Regions from separate parts of the Homo sapiens genome. Here region 2 is linked to region 1. Evidence: chromatin loops called from intact Hi-C (ENCODE). Cell type or tissue: Calu3. All regions are shown on one strand. Each heading gives the region's core, and the rest is flanking DNA. Links, peaks and the distances in the headings are about the cores only.

The links. Peaks named below come from ENCODE experiments on the same cell type or tissue, not always from the same donor. Only the 100,000 strongest peaks of a DNase experiment are listed, where the experiment ranks them.
Region 2: a loop joins it to region 1, with 9 times the contacts of the local background. A loop is called at or near these places in 15 of 110 quality-filtered maps.

What each region holds. Positions count from the first base shown.
Region 1 is chr1:163,524,818-163,533,745 of GRCh38, forward strand. No RefSeq gene overlaps it. Among named protein-coding and RNA genes, the nearest start is that of NUF2, 210 kb to the left of the region's middle. In Calu3, for the core only: no CTCF peak of the experiment used is centred there; a DNase peak (open chromatin) is centred at 4,114.
Region 2 is chr1:163,356,928-163,365,855 of GRCh38, forward strand. No RefSeq gene overlaps it. Among named protein-coding and RNA genes, the nearest start is that of NUF2, 39 kb to the left of the region's middle. In Calu3, for the core only: CTCF peaks have their summits at 2,379 (motif pointing right) and 4,397 (motif pointing right); DNase peaks (open chromatin) are centred at 2,404 and 4,404.

The DNA of each region.
Region 1 (8,928 bases), core at 1,823-5,822:
TTGGCACTGCAGACAAGGTTCCCTAAGATGTTCCATGTCACAACCAGAGTTGTGGTATTGTCTGCATACATAAATGTGAGTGTGTGTGTGTGTGTGTGTGTGTGTTGCGGAAGGGATTGTGACCATGGGTCAGATCATAAAATCAGTAATGCGATGCCAGCCAACATCAGTGACTTCTGGTGGTGAGATTAGCTCTGCTCTAGATATCTAAAGTGAATCTTGTTACAGTTAAATGTAAAATTGTGTTATTTTCCCATTTTGATGAGCACCACTGAAGCCAGAAGAGAATACTCTTTTATGGTAAAATAAAATCAGGAAAAAAAAATGTTTCCAAAGCTCCAAATTAGTTTATGTAAAATATTTTAGCTTCTATAGAAATATTTTAACTTCTATAAAAGACTAGCCTCCAATGTTAGATTGAAATTTTTAGTTCTGAAAAGAACATGAAGAAACTTTTGTGTGCATAGGGGAGAAATGATGAACCTCTTCTCCATCACCATTTCGGACATGCTTTGTTTTTTACTTTTTAACAACTTTTTGAGATATAGTTAAAATATCATGCAATTCACCCATTTAATATGTCATACAGTTCACCTATAAATATATAAAGGCTTTTTATATATTCACAGAGTTGTGCAACCATCACCACAATCAATTTTAGAATGTGTTCATTGCCCCAGAAAGAAACCCCATTTCCCTTAACCATTACTTCCCAGCTTCAGCATACCCCTCCAGCCCCAGGCAAATGCAATTTACATTCTGTTTCTATGGACTTTCCTGTTCTGAGTATTTCATATAAATAAAATTACATAATATGTGGTTCTGTGACTGGCTTCTTTCACTTTGCATAGTATTTTCAAGGTTCAGCCATGATGTTGCATGTATTGGTACTTTATTCTTTTTATTGATGAGTAATATTCCACCTTAAGTATTAATTGAGGGACATTTGAGGTTGTTTTCACTTTTTGGCATGAAAAGAGCCAAATAATGCTCTTATGAAGATTCATGTACGAGTTTTTGTGTGGGTTTATGTTTTCACTTCTCTTAGATTATACCTAGGAGTAGCATTGATGGGTCATATGATAACCTCGGGTTAATCCTTTGACAAACTGCCAGACTGTTTTCCAAAGTAGCTGCACCATTTTACATTTCTCTCAATAGTGTATAAGGGTGCTAATTTCTCCAAATCTTTGCCAACATTTGTTGTTCACTGTCTTTTTTTATTATAGCCATCCTAGTGTGTGTGCAATGGTATCTCATTATGATTTTAGTTTGCATTTCTGTGATGGCTAATGCTGAACACTTTGTATGTGTTTTTTGGCTTTGTGAATATATTCTTTAGAGAAATATCTATTTAGATCTCTTGACCATTTTTATTGGGTGATTGGTCTTTTTATTGAGTTGTAGGAGTCTTTTATATATTCTAGATACAAGTCCCTTGTCAGATATATGATTTGCAAAAATGCTCTCTCATTCTGTGGATTGTCTTTTCTCTTTCTTGATAATATCCTTTGGAACATAAGGGTTTTTAATTTTGATGATGTCCAATGTATTTATTGTTTCTCTTTTTTGTGTATGCTTTTGATGTCATGATCTGCTTTATTTTTACGTAACTCTTCAGAGCAATGCCTAAGCTTTTGAATTCAGGCTGCAACAGGGGTATTGAGGGATATAGAAGGAGAATGGTATTAAGCTGATGGCATTAAAGATAGACATCAGTAAATTTTGAAAATCCAGATTACTGCTTCAGGTATCTTCATAACATACCAAAGTGTCACCACATATTGGTTATAGGAAAATGTGTTGTACAAACAGTTGTTGTCTAAACTTTTCCCATATGTGTAATATGTAAGACTCTAAGGAATGTTTAGGATTTCATTATATATAGTTGTCACCCAAAAATATACAAGATTGCTTTGGGCTATTTGCGGTCTTTTGTGGTTCCATATACATTTTAGAATTTTTTATATTTTTGTGAAGAATGTCATTTGTATTTTGATAGATATTGCATTAGATCTGTAGATTCCTTTGGGCAGTACAATGATTTTAACAATATTAATTCTTTCAAACTCATAAACATGGGATGTCCTTCCATTGTTTTGTGTCCTCTTCAATTTCTTTCATCAGAATTTTATATTTTTTTTTATAGGGATCTTTCACCTCCTTGGTTAATTTATTTTTAGAAATTTTATTATTTTTGTGGCTATTATAAATGGGATTGCTTTCTTGATTTTTGTAGAATATTTTGAGCGATGAATATACATAATGAAATAATAAAAATTTCTTCCAGCTAGTTAATTATTGGTATATAGAAATGGTATGGTTTTTTTTTTTTTTGCATGTTGATTTTGTATCCTGCAACTTTACTAAATTTGTTTCTCAATTCTAAGAGTTTTTTGATGGAGTCTAGTTTTTCTCTATGTAAGATCATGTCATCTTGCAAGCAGGGAAAATTTGCTAAAGCAATCCTGAGTGAAAAGAATAACATTGTAGGCATCACACTACCTGACCTCAAAATATATTATAAAGCTATAATAACCAAAACAGCATGGTACTGACATGAAAATAGACACATAGACCAATGGAACAGAAAGAGAACCCAGAAATAAATCCACATACTTACAGACACCTGATTTTCAACAAAGATGCGAAGAACATACATTGAGGAAAGGACATTCTCTTTAATGAATAATGCCGGAAAAACCAAAATATTCATATGCAGAGGAATGAAACTAGGCCTCTATCACCACATCCAAAAGTCAATTCAAAATGGATTAAAGACCTAAATCTCAAACTATGAAAATACTAGAAGAAAACTTAGGAGAAATGCTTCAGGACATCAGTCTAGGCAGATATTTTTATGGAGAAGACCTTAAAAAAGACAATAAAAAGGACAACAAAAGCCAAAATAGACAAATGAGATTATATCAAATTAAAAAACTTTGGCATAGCAAAGGAAACATTGACAGGGTAAAGGACAACCTGCAGAATGGGAGAAAATATTTGCAAATTATTTATCCAACAAGGGAACAATACTCAGAATATTCAAACAACTCAACAGCCAACACACACACACACACACACACACACACACAATGCAATTCAAAATGGGCAAATGATATGAATAGACATTTCTCAAAAGAAGGCATACAAATGTTCAAGAAGTATATGGAAAAAATGCTGAACATCACTAATCATCAGGGAAATGCAAATCAAAACCAAAATGAGATACCATCTCATCCCAGCTGGAATGGCTATTATCAAAAGGACAAAAATAACAAAGCTGGCAAGGATGTGGAGGAGAAAACGAAACTACTATACACTGTTTGTGGAAATGTAAATTAGTATAGCCATTATGGAAAACAGTATGGAGGCTCCTCAAAAAGTAAAACAAACTACCATGTGATCCAACAACCCCATTACTGGGCATAGATCCAAAGTAAAGAAAATCAGTGTGTCAAAGACATAGATGCACTCCCATGTTTACTGAAACACTATTCATAATAGCCAAGACATGGGATCAACCTTAGTGTCCATCAACAGATGAATGGATAAAGAAAACATGGTATAAATACACAATGGAATACTATTCAGCTATAAAAAGAATGAAATCCTCTCATTTATAGCAACATGGATGAGTCTAGAGAATATTGTGTTGAGTGAAGTAAGGCAGGTACAGAAAGGTAAGTGCCATGTATTCTTACTCATATGTGGAAGCTAAGTAAGACCTCATAGAAGTAAAGAGCAGAATAATGATATCTAGAGTCTGGGAAGGGTGAAAAGAAGAGGGGATAGGGAAAGGTGTTGGTTAAGGAACACATATTATACTCAGATACGAGAAATAAGTTCTAGTGTTCTATAGCACTGAAGGATGACTATAGTTAATAATTATTTATTCTATATTTTTACATAACTAGAAGAGAGGATTTTGAACGTTCCCAACACAAAGAAATGATAAATATTTGAGGTGATAAATATGCTAATTACCCTAATTTGATTATTATGCATTGTATACAGGTATCAAAATATCACACTTTACTCTGTAAATATGTATGAGTATGTCATTTTTAAATTTAAAAAAATTATACAGTATGCTGCCACCAGGTGGTGATAGCGGCAGCCTTTAATGGACAGTCTCATTGAACTGCTAGAAACATAGTTAAGACCTAGAGTTTCTGTCTAGCACATTACATTTATAAGAATAACTTTTTAAGATTTTGTTTTAAAACATAAGCTTTCTAGTGAAATCAAATGCTGGATGTTAAGAACATGCACTTAATAAGAAGATGAAGAGAGGAGTGAATATTTACTGAGCACTTACTATATGATTTTATATACATTATTTTATTTAACCTTCATGAAACTCTATCAATATACCTTAATGTCCTCAGTTTAAAGACCCTAACTTCTTTGTCCAGGGTTACATAGCAATGATATACCAGAGTTCAAACTGCCTGTATGTAAAGCCTGTATGGCTGTTACTATGCCTATATTTTGTGACTTTCTATCAATAAATAAAGCATGAATTCAGATTTAGTTAATATTTATGCATCTACTGTACCAAGTACTATGCTAAGTAATTATCACAAATGTGAGTACAATTTGGACTTCTTTCTATTAACCCTAATCGGTGTCTAACATTGTTTAATATAAAGTTGATCTTCCCTTAACTTGATAAGGCTTCTCTTTCTCTCAACCATGTTCTCCATCTGTCTCTCTGTCTCTCTCTTTCTTCTCCCTACCTCCTTAAAACTGAAACCTCCATAAGCTGCTACATGGTTTGGGGGTTTCAGTGGAAGACTTATTGTCAAGAATTCCTGCAGAAATAAGTCTACAGCTTTCTGGTTTGCAGATTTTCCTGTGTCAGTCTCAGAAACAATATTTCTTGACTTAGGGTAATAGACACTAATTGGGTGGCAGCCTTGCCCATACAGATCCCCTGAACTTCCTGTGGGACGGAAATTCTGTCTGCTTATTCTCCATTATATTGTTAGCTCTTCAAAATGCTTCTGATGGGCCAGGCACAGTGGCTCACGCCTGTAATCCCAGCACTTTGGGAGGCTGAGGCAGGTGGATCACCTGAGGTCAGGAGTTAGAGACCAGTCTGAAAAACATGGTGAAACCCTGTCTCTAAAAAGGTATTTTTTAACTGGCTTTGATATACGTCTGTCCTCTACTCTTACCCCTGCCCCGCAAAATTAGCTATAGCTATTGATCCAGAAGCTTTTAAATCCGAAGCCAGGCCAATCAGATCTTCTCTATTTCAAATCTGAAACTTTGATAGAAATTATAAGGATGAGAAGCATGGTTGCTCTGACAGTGGCTCCCTGTAGAGCTGGGGTCCTAACTCTTCTGGCCTACTCTAGTTGCTAGTGCTCCTGGGCCTTTTTATCTCTTCCTTTAGTTTTGAACTGCCTTAGTATTCTGACAATGTGGTTTCTCTTTCACTTAACCTTCATGGGGTTAATTTACCAATACATTTAAGCTGTCAGATGTAGTGGACAACTCACTCCATTCCCTCCCACCCTCCCTCCCTCCCTCCGTCCCTCCCTTCCTCCCTCCCTTCCTTCCTTCCTTCCTTCCTTCCTTCCTTCCTTCCTTCCTTCCTTCCCCTTCTTCTCCATCTCCCCCTTCTCCTTCTCCATTTCTTCCTCCTCCTTCTCCATCTGCTCCTCTCATCCATCCCTCTCTCATCCTTGTCCTATTCTTTAGCCTCCTTTGCTCCTAGTGCATTGAGAAACAATATTTCTCTTGCTTCTATTCTGCCTGAATCCATACAGTAGCTCAGGGCTTCTTTATGTCCTAACATAAAATTCTCCAAGGTTCTTCATGTTTCCCCTTCATGTTAAGTTTTACTTTCTTTCAAAGAAGAAGAGTATGTTCTGCCTGCTGATATGTATCTTCAGAGGCATCACTGTTCAGGGGTTTTTGACTTTTATATTTATTTATTCTCTTTATTGTGACGATGATCATCAGGCTCCAATATTTATAACTTGTCTCTATAACAGAACTCCTCAAAATTGATTTGTAAAACAGCTAGGAAACATTGTAGAATATTTGTTTTTACCAGAAGTATAAATAGTTTTCTGAACATTAAAATGGTTTCTTCAAGGTTTGGAAAGGATACACACACAAATTTGTTAATTTGTTTGACTGAGAGTTAGAAAAGTAGAATTTTTTTTCAAGAAATAAGATAAGGGTAGAGTTGAAGGTGATTAAAATAAAGCTACAGGAACTGAATTCAATTCAAGTGCCAGTATTTCTCCAAAGTCAAGAAAAGGGTATAGATGTGGCAATGGGAAAGCCTGTGCCTAAGTTATGTGCCTCACACAATGTACGGAAGAATCACCACATCTGTAGAGAGATTTACATTCACCATAGCATTTTATATCTTGAGGAAATATCTATGCATGCAAATATTTGAGCTGCTTGCCTTCAATGAATCAGTAGCCAATTACACATATTTAATGGGCAATTAAAAAACTAGTCATTTCCTACAAGATGGTCATGAAGAAAAGAAAATCTTGTGCCCTTACTCTTGACATTATTACCATCTCTCTTCCCTTTCTTAATCTTAATTTTGTAGCAAGAATGACAGGGAAATCCAGGAGAGTCTTTAAAGCACTTGAAAGCCCAGAGCATTTATGTGGGAGTTGGTGAGACTATGGGACATGGGACTATGAAAAGCTGCCCTGTGTACCCATCCAGGTTTACTCTGGACTTTGGATCTTATGAACACGAGATTGTGACCTGCAAATAAGAGCAGGCCTGCATGCGGAGGGAGCACTGAAGCAAGACTGACATCAGAAGTGATGGAAAGGAAGAGACACCAGGGCCTGGCTATTCCTTTTGTGCCCAAGTCACTCCCAGCCATTTCTGTCTGTCTTTTATTAAATAAAAATTGTGTATATTCATGGTGTACAGCATGATGTCTTGATACACATATGCATAATGAAATGATTACTAGACTCATGCTAATTAACATATTCATCTCCTTACATAGTTATCATCTTTTGTGTGTGTGTGGTGAGAGCACCTGAAATCTCTCTTAGTAAATTTCCAGTATAAAATACCTTATTATCAACTATAGTGATCAGGCTGTACATTTACATCTCTAGACCATTAATCCTACCTAACTATGATGTATATACACAAGTTAAGTATCCCTTATCCAAAATGCTTAGGACCAGAAGTGTTTTGGATTTTTACCTTTCTTTCAGATTTTGAAATATTTGCGTTATATTTACTGGTTGAGCATACCAAATCTGAAAATCTGAAACCCAGAGTGCTCCAATGAGCATTTCCTTTGAATGTCATATTGGTACTCCAAAAATTTTGGACTTTGGAGCATTTTGGGTTTTCATATTTGGGATGCTTAACTTGTATATATAAAATGGGCAATTATTCAGCCTTAATAAAAAAGAAGATTCTGTTTTTTGTGACAACATGGATGAAACTGGAGAACATTATGCTAAGTGAAATAAGCCAGATGCAAAAGGTAAAATATTATATAATCTCAGAAGTTTTTAATAGCCTTTCTAGAGAAGTACAGACTCCTGCATTTTCCCAGGACAAGACAAACATGCATAAGAAAGTAGGGTTAGATATTCAGATAGGAATCTGTTTAATGATGTGAACTCAGGAGCCCATGATAGGGTAATGGAAATCTAACCCATCTCTGTTAGGGAATTTTGCCAGCCTCTAAGGTGTGCTTTCTGCCCCTTTTAAATGTACCTCTACCAGAAATAGAGGACAATCCTTAATGATCCTTCAAAGCATAAAGGAGATTCCTTTCCCTCACTTCCTCTAGGTAGAGTGAGTAACTCCAGGTATGAGTTCCCATAGCCCTTTTACACAACTCTACTGTATTTTATCCCTTAAAATATTTTTTCTTTTCTTCTTTTCATTTCATCTCATTCACTGATTCATTCAAGCATAATTTGGGCCTCTAACATGCGTCTTCAGTGTGATGGGGGCCTCGTGGATGGCAAATACAGATATCACTAGGAAACATTTCCTGGACCCCAAAGGTCACAGCCTCTGGAAGCAAACATGCAGGTAAGAAAATGATTAAAGCAAGGAGATCGGTTTCACTGGACAAGGCGCTGGGAGCACACAGGGGAGGAAGAAACTTTCTGAGAAGGTTGGTGAAGGTTCCAGTGGAGATGAGTTGTGAAGGGTGAGAATAATTATTAAGTGAATAATGACCACAGAATGAGAGTGGGGACAAGCCTAAAAGTTCAGAGATGAATATGTACACATTGTGCTGTAGGAGACTTCTGGAGTCTCCTCTGGTCTGGGGTGACATACGTGACTTATGGGAAAGCCGGAGGGGAGGAGGCTCTGGAAGCAAATGGGGCCAGATCCCAAGCTTCTAACATATCTTGTTAAGGGACAAGGTTCTTGTTCCGAAGTCAGAGACTGTCAACCTAAGACAGAACAGCTAAGATGCTCCTGCAGGATTCCACGGGAGGGATGAAGAAGGCTGACAAAAGAGGTGGTAGCAAAGAAGGGGAGGTGGGATCCACTCAAGAGGGGGTGAAATTTTCAAGAATTTGTCATACCAGGTTTACCTGAAGCTCTCTCTGGGTTCTGTAAACCTGAGAGTGGTGCTGGTCTGCGTGGATTTCTTATCCTAGCGCCTTCCTCTGTGTATGGCAGGGCGTAGGTATACAATCTACACCTACTGGGCAAATGAGTGAATGGACAACTCACGGTCTTAGCAAAAAGAGTTTATCTACCTGGTTCTCTTTGGGAATGGGTTCTAATAAAAAAGAGAGGAAAAGGGAGAGAATGAGGGTAATAAAATACACGTTTAATTTGAGGCCATATAGTGAGGGATGGGAATGACCCCCCAAGTAACGATGCCATTGCCTCATCCCACAAGCAGCTTCTCCTAAAACGGTCTAATATGGGCTTACCTTTGGA
Region 2 (8,928 bases), core at 2,003-6,002, 170 kb before region 1:
CCTGATTTTCAGACTTGCATATCCATTGGCCAGTAGGTGTATTTAACTTATTGGCATTCTGATGAAGCCTAATAATGGACCCTTTCAGAATAATGGGTTTAATACATGATATAAAATAGAGGATAAAAAGGGAAACCAATTAGATTCAAATATGATTATCAAATATTTAAAAACATTATGGTTACTAGTATCACTAACTACACTTGTGCCGTGTTGGAAAAAGGACTCAACCACTTTCTTATGCTACTATACCTCACTCCCTTATATCCATTTAGTTAGCAAGAACTACAGATTAATGTACCCAAATCTCCCTCTCACATCTCCTTTGCTTATGTTGCAATTTGCATCCTCATCATTACTGTACTTGCAATAATCTTACCAGGCTCCCAGTCTCTAACCCACTTCTATAAAGGCATTCGAGTATTCCATCAAGCAAATTAGATAGTGTCTGTGATCTGTGCAGTTTTTTAGCTTTTCAAACTGTCCTGCCAGGGTGTATTAGCGAACTCACAGGGGAATCATGCAATGTTTTAAATTTCCAAAGGAAACAACAATATTTGATATTTGTGGGACACCGTCACAAACTACTAGTTCAAGGTCATTCAGAATTCCAATGTTAAAGCATACTACATTCCTTTCAATGACATCATATCTTTGTGGAGCTGGGTTTGGCATTTGCTGAGATAAGCAAGTATCACATGAAAATCATAGAATAGGAAATGAAGATGACAATGTTCAATCTGATTCCAAGGTTTGAGTAGTTGTACAGTGCCCAATAGGCACAGATACCCAATTAGTAACTGGTTAAGAGTAAAATAAAGTAATAAAAATATTCTTTCAGTTTGTGTTTTATTTTAAAACATTCATTGTTAGGACATAAATGCTTATTATGTTTTCTGGACCTAACTACTTAATAAACAGAACATTAAATATTTTTCTTGGGACCATTCCCTTATAGGATAAAGTAAACCTGCAGGAATTTCAAAACCCTTCATAATCTAGACTTTCTCACCTTCTAGACTTTCTCACCTTTTCTCTTGCCACTTCTCACTTGAACTTTGTCCTTGAGCAATACTGAGCTATTTGGCATTCATAGCACTTCACACTTAATGTGTTTACACGTGTTTTTTTCCCCCCATAGTTTATAATGTCTTTCCTTTGTTCAACTGGAAAATACTCATTTTTCAAGTCTAAGACTTGTGTGTGTGTGTGTGAGAGAGAGACAGGGTCTTGCTCTGTCGCCCAGGCTGGAGTGCAGTGGGACAATCTCGGCTCACTGCAACCTCTGCCTCCCAGGTTCAAGTGATTCTCGTGCCTCAGCCTCCCGAGTAGCTGGGACTGCAGGTGCGTGCCACCACACCCAGCTTATTTTTTTATTTTTTTTGTAGAGACAGGGTTTTGCCATGTTGGCTAGGCTGGGCTCGAACTCCTAACCTCAAGTGATTCGCCCGCCTCGGCCTCCCAAGGTTCTCGGATTGCAGGCATGAGCCACCGCTCCTAGCGAAATCTAATGCTTTTTTAACTGTCAGCTTTTCCTTTTTTCTTTTATTTTTACTGTAATTTGTATCATTATATTGTATTTTTTTTTTACACATGTTACACCTTGCTGGACTTAAGGTTTTTCAAGCCCAGTAACTAATCTGTTTTAGTATTTCTACTCTAGCATGGAACCAAGCACCTGGTAGTCACTTAAATGTTTACTTAAGGAATAGCCATCACTCTCCTATGACCAAAGCATATAACCTTGAGGCCAGGTTTATCCCAGCAAGAAATGTTATCTTTTATGCATTTTTTATGCCAAATAACATATGTTTCAGCAGTTTGATATTTTCACTTTCTATTTTTGCCCCCAAAGAGGTAAAAAGCCTTATTTAAGAGGCCTTCAGTATAATCCACATTTGGCTGTTTTGACTAAAGAATAACTGAGTAAATTTAGGATTTTCCCCAGCGCCTTCTTGAAAATGACTACTTGGATCATGTACTCTTTTAAAGTTTATTAATATGGGGAAATTAATACTCTGCAGAAGCAAATGGCCTCATGGTATGTGGCATGTGGTGAAGCCTGACCTTAAAGGAAATACTGTGCAGACACAGACTTTAGTTATCACTTATGAGTTCAGGTACTTAGCTATATGTAGAGAAAATATTTAATTTCAAGTTCAACTGACATATTTCAAGGAACTAATCCATTTTATGACAAAGCAAGGGAAATTGAAATATGCACCTTGCAGGCTGAAGTTAATACATCTGATTTTAGTTTAACGGGATGTTTCCTATTTTTAGTAAGACCAGAAAAGTTTTATATGAAATTCCATTTCAAATTCTGGGCCTGCCACTTATATCAATTAAGTTGGCACTCTCCCTTTGATTGAAATATGCTTCTCATCTTCCTATCCATATTGCCACCAGGGGGCATAACATAACTTGCATAACCAATGCTAAAATAGCTGTGGATTTTAAGGTTTGAAACTTAAAAGCTGAAAATTTTTAAATAATAGTAACAACTCAAAAAAAAGAAAAGTGTCAGAATTTAGAGATAATCTGTTTAAAGTTGAAATAGGTTCTAAATAATATCATAAGATTATTTCAAAATTTTGCTAAAAGGATGACTCATCTCAAGTCTCCAATTCTGACCTTATGTACATTATCTTTTAAAAATTGTTTGTTGGCCAGGTGCGGTGGCTCACGCCTGTAATCCCAACACTTTGGGAAGCCGAGGCGGGTGGATCACGAGGTCAGGAGATCGAGACCATCCTGACTAACATGGTGAAATCCCACCTCTACTAAAAATACAAAAAATTAGCAGGGCATGGTGGCACGCACCTGTAGTATACATGTATATGTATACACATATATATATATATATACACACACATATATATACATATATATACACATATATAAGTAATCTTTAAAAGATGTATATATATACTGTCTAAGTCATCCTCTTAGTAATTGGTTCAGGATTTCTAGTTCAGATTCCATGCAACTCTTAAAATTGAATTTTTCTGAGACAAGAATTTGAGATTTCATAAAACAAGCAAGTCTTTTAGGAAATGAACCTAGAATATCACCTAGGATTCTCAGTGTAACATTCTTTTCTTCTGGTAATCTTATAAAGTAAGTTCCTACCACCACCAACCTCTAATTCATTCTTACTGCCATGACATAGAACTTTCTAAAATACAAACTTGATCGTCTCTCCCCACTGCTCTACAAATCTTTGATGCTAACCCATAATACTTTAAAGGGCAATATTTTGATGGAGACCATATAGTGTGGTATGGCAGTTCTCAAAGTGTGTAAAATTTTCCTGGGAAACTTGTTAAATATGCCACACCCCCCAGAGATTTGATTTGGTGGGTTTCTGGGGTTCTACACATGAAACAAGCATACTAAATGATTCCAATGACAATAATCCTAGGCGATTATTTTAAGAACTGCTGTGTGACTAGGAACATACACTAGAATAAGTCCTCACACTACTTCTAGTATAACAAATACAGGAATAACAAATACAGTTGAGGGCTGAACAATGTGAGAGATAAGGGCACCAACCCTCCTTACAGTGGAAAATCCATGTGTAACACTTGACTCTCCCGAAAATTACTAAAAGCCTACTATTGACTGACCAATAACCTAAACAGTCAATTAACACATATTTTGTATATTTATCATATAGTATATTCTTACAATAAAACTAGAGAACTGAAAATGTTAAAAAATCTTAAGGAAGAGAAAATACATTTATTATTTATTAAGTGGAATTGGATCATCACAAAGGTCTTCATCCTCATCTTCATGTTGAGCAGGCTGAGGAAGAGGAGGAAGAGGAGGAGTTGGTATGGCTGTCTCAGGGGAGGCAGAGGCAGAAGAGGTGGATGGGGTGAAAAGGGAGGCAGGCAATCTTGGTGTAACTTTTATTGAAAGAGATCCATGTATAAATGGTCCTGTGAAGTTTGGCCCCATGTTGTTCAATGGTCAAGTGTGTATCTCAAGCATGAAAACACTGAGTGAATTCTGGAGAACAATTAGCAAAGTGCCTGCCACACATCAAACACTCAAATGGTAGCTGATGCTGTTAAAGGCAGATATATCTGTTAGACTGCTCTGGGGCCAATTTGATATGTTTTATATCTTCTGCACTACTTCTGTCATAATTCTTTATACCTACTTAGCAGTGAAGAAATATTTGCTGAATTAAAGAATATATCTGCATATCCAAAATGGGCACAAGACCCTAAAGCAAGGAGTTTTCAGGAAAAGAAGTCAGCCTTGTATTTTTAGTGCAAAGAACAAGGATCATGACAGTTTTATCCTACCAGGGGAAAAAAGAATCAGGTATGCTCATTTTTAAAAGTTGCAAATTTCGCTTGGCTCCACTGGGTGTCACTGCTAACTCGTCTTTCCTGTTTGAGCATAGGTGTAAGGATTGCAGGACATTAGAAGGGGGATTTTCAAACCTCAGTATTTATCAGAATCACCTGGAGGACTAAAATGGATTATTGCCCCAGAGATTCTGATTCTGTAGGTCTAGGGTGGGGCTCTATAATTTGCATTTCAATCAAGTTCCCAGGTGAAGCTGATGTTGTTGGTTCAGGGATCAACATTTAGAGAAGCACTGCATTAGAGAAATCTAACCATAACTGGGGTCAGGTTCTTCACAGGTCTTCTATAGCAATGCTTCTTGCATTTTGACATGCTTACAAGTCACCTGGAAATCCTGTTAAAATAAAGAGTCTGATTCAGTAAGTTGGGGTGGAGCCTGCGATCCTGCATTTCTAAAAATCTCATAGGTGGCGCTGAGGCTGCTGGACCACAAACCACACTTTGAATAGCCTTCCTGCTTCTCGTCATTGATTCTACCTTCACATCACCAAGTTCTCTACCCTTCAAGACTGAGGTGATGAGAGATATAAAATGCTTGGCACAGCACCCAGTGCATGGTCAAGCACATTATATGTGTTAGCAATTATTATGTGGAGGTATTTAGTACAATTGTTCAGAATGTGGAGTTTTGAGAGACAGACATTTGAATTCCATGTTTGCAACTTACCAGCTTTGTAAACTGGGGCATGAAACAGAATGGCATTGAGGCTTAGGCTCCTTATTTTCAAATTGAGGAGTTTAGTAGTCTTTATTTCACAAGACTGTTGTAAGGATTAAATCAGATAATAAATGTAAACTACTTGGCACGCTTTGGAAATGGCTATTATTGCTAGTAAAACAGAAGATATAAAGTGACAAAAATGGCTGCAACAGGTGTTATGTGAGCTTTTACTGTTTGAAAGAGATAGACTCTACCCAGAAGAAAAAAATCACATGGCACCCATTAGAATACTAATGTTCATTTATTGCTAACAGTTGTATCACCCGTCAAAGGAGAAAGGACTCAGAAAGTACTGAGAAATTTACAGCCATCATTTAAAACTAGATTTGTAGAAAAAAAAGAGTTACAGAAACAATATCTTTTCAAAAGTTTTTAGAAAGAAATTGCATTTTACCAGGGAGGGCAAATGTATTCTTATATAATCAGGACAACTTTATATCTGTGCTCTTTCAAGCCAGAGATTATAATTCATTTTGTACCTACAGAACTTAGCATATAATAGAATCAAAATAATATGTGCTGAACAAATGCATGAAGAAACCCTACCATATTCAAAGAAATAATAGGCTGTCTTTCATTAGTTTATCCCTTTAACTTACTCTGTTTTTCTTAGATGAGTTCCTTTTGTCCTCTTACTATCCCAGTTTTAGCACTAAACAACCCACATTTAAGGAAACCCCTCAGTTCAGGGCAAACCAGGATGGTTGATCTCTCTGGACATGTGCTCTACATGAAGCTCCTATTTGGCCCAACCCTCCTCTTATACCCATGGTTAGGCTTCTTTTACTTTCACGGTATTTACGGCTGGTCTTCTTCCCTCAATAACTCAATAGATATTTACTAAGAGTGCACTACACACAGGCCCAATCCGAGTGGGTTGGAAGAAGTCAAGGTGAAGAAGAAACTCCTGCTCTCAAGAAGTATCCATGGACAATGTCAACTCTTAATGACTCTCTCTTCAACCAGGTGTTATTAGTCTTTCTTTTGGCCAAAATCCCTGTATCTATTGCTATGTAACAAATTACTCCAACTCTTAGCAACTTAAAATAAAAAGTGTTTATTATCTCACACAATTTCTGAGGGTCAATGAATATAGGAGTAGCTCGGCTGGCTGGTCCTGGCTTAGGGACTTTCTTGAGGTTGCAGTTAATCTGGCCTCCAGGGCTGCAGTCATCTGAAGTGTTGATTAGGGATAGAAGATCTGCTTCCAAGATGGCTCAATCCAATGACTTTTGGCAAGGGCCTCAGTTCCTGCTGCCTCTTATCAGGAGCCTCATTTCCTTACCACACAGGCTTCATACAGCTGTTCGATATGGTAGCTGGCTTCCCCAATCATCAGCTAAAGCAAATGATTGCAGATAGAGATAGGAGAGAGAGAGAGAGAGAGAGAGAGAGAGAAAATGAGAGAGTGCAACCAAGATGGAAGCCACAATGTCTTTTATAACCTTATCTTGGAAATGACATACCATCACTTCTTCCATGTTCTACTCTTCACATAGACCAACTATGGTACAATGTGTATGTTTTGGGGAACTTCATAAAAGCATATATACCAAGAGGCAGTGCTCTTTGGCAGCCATCTTGTGGAGTTGGCTACCACACTCCCCAATCCCTGTACTAGAGACTGGGACTTCTATACCCTTACCACCAGCATGTAGACAACGTTTTAAGGTAATATAAAATTAGGGAATTATTCCTTTGATTGGTCTGCTCACACTGCTGAATATATGTTCTCAACACACGAGTGCATCTCTTACAACATACCTTTTTCTTGACTGGAACGTTATACTTGCCTAATGTGATCACAGCACGACTTAGTAGATGAGGCACTCATTATCTCCTGTGAAACAGATGGGAAACTTTGGCTCAAAGAGGTTCTTAGTGGCAACCAGTTGATTCACTTGCCCAGAAACCTAAAACGGCTGCCAATGTCGTCATTAGTTCAAGTCTGAACTACTTAGTTGGCATTCAAGTCCTCTTTAAACTGGGCCTATATTTTTTTCATCAGATGTTTCCTCATTGACTTCAACATACATTAGAACAATATCATGAGTTGCTTGCTTCCAAATAGGATCTGACCTTCTTCCAACTTTTAATAAAAGAAATCAGACATTTATTAGCCACATTTCCAGAATTCAGGGACCCATATTCTAAACTCTACAAGCCAGGTGCAATTCCCAAGATTTAATCTGAAAATTTTGGGAAGCCCAGTTTAGCTCTTTTACTCAGACTCCTATGTAAGAAAGACAAATATGAATCTTTCTCACTCTCATTTCTATTGTAGCAGTCTGAGATTTACCACCAGCTTCCTTGCACTATGTATGTCTTTGTTCATTGCAATTTTTCTTTGAGGGCTCAAGACCAGCCTATTTTACACTAGTTCCAATGATTTGACAGGTATAAACTATGTCCAAAAGAGTTAACTTTCCTCCCAAAAGTGACTGCAGAATAAGCTAGGCCTTCCAAGTCAGCCCTGCTTCCATCAACCCGAGGAGGCATGTTGCCTGAAAGTCTTCATAATAGGTGATTGGCAAGTAAGGTTAGGTATCATTGCTGCAGTGAAAGAGGGTTAGGAATTAAGGTCCAGACCTTTAACTGCCCATTGTGAAGTTTTCCCTAACTCTTCTAGCTAAAATTATTCCTCATTTTCTATTTTCCCTGAGGTCCCCATCCTTTTTTTTTTTTTCCTGGTTAACAGGAAATTTCTAAGAAATGATAGACATCTGACACGCGGTCTCAATCCAGAAATTCAGATACAACAGAAGTGAAGTCTACACATTAATTGATACTCTACCAAGCCACAGTAACCAGCACTGTTTTCAATGGAATAAAAGCTCTATTATGTACTTCATCTGTCATTAGCTAGTCAAATATTCCTATTCTGGAAGTAAATCTTCAGAATGTCAAAGGGACTGTTTAGTTTTGAATTTAAAAAAAATTGATTGAAACATTTAATAATCAAAATCTTTACATAATGATTGGATTTGAAAACATTTCTGTTTTCTTTTAAGATAGGTATATTTCAGAATTATACAAGACTACCACATTGTGAATAATAATTAACATCTGTGTGCTATTACCTCACTTAAAGAAGTAAACATTAGCAATGCAATCGAAGCCCTTTCTACAGCCCTCCACAATTACAAGCCCCTTCACTGCTCTCAGGTAACCAGTATCCTGAAATATAAATTCATTATTCCCACGAATTTTTTTAGAATTTTACTGACTCTATGAAGTAACTCTACCCATATATAGCATCGTTTGCATGTTTTAAACTTTGAATGGTTTGCTTTGTATATTCTCCAACTTGCTGTTTTTGCTCAACAGGAGCGAGTTAAGAATGAGGACTTTGTTTTGTTCACTGCTATATCCAGAGAACCTAGAAAAGTGCCTGACATATAGGAGGAACTCAAATATTTCTTGAATAAATAAGCATTATATTTGTGACCAATTTTCCTACTTATATATGCAGCTCCTCCTGTCTCATTTTTACTTCTGAATGGTATTTCAGTGCATGGCTATGCTACATACTCCTCTTGAAAGATGTTTAGGTTGATTTTATCTTTCTTTTTTTTCTTGCTATTATAAACATGCTGTGCACTATGAAAATTTGTTTAAAATTTTTTTTTGTACATACATGGTAAAGTTTCTCTGAGATATATGCCGAAGAGTAGAATTATGGAGTCTCCAAAGTGGTTTGCCAAATTTTACATTAGCAGCACCAGCAGCATTTGTGTGTACCAGTTACTTCCTATCTTTGTCATCACTGGGATAATGAGACTTCTTAATGTTTGCCAATGTGATGGATGTGAAATTAT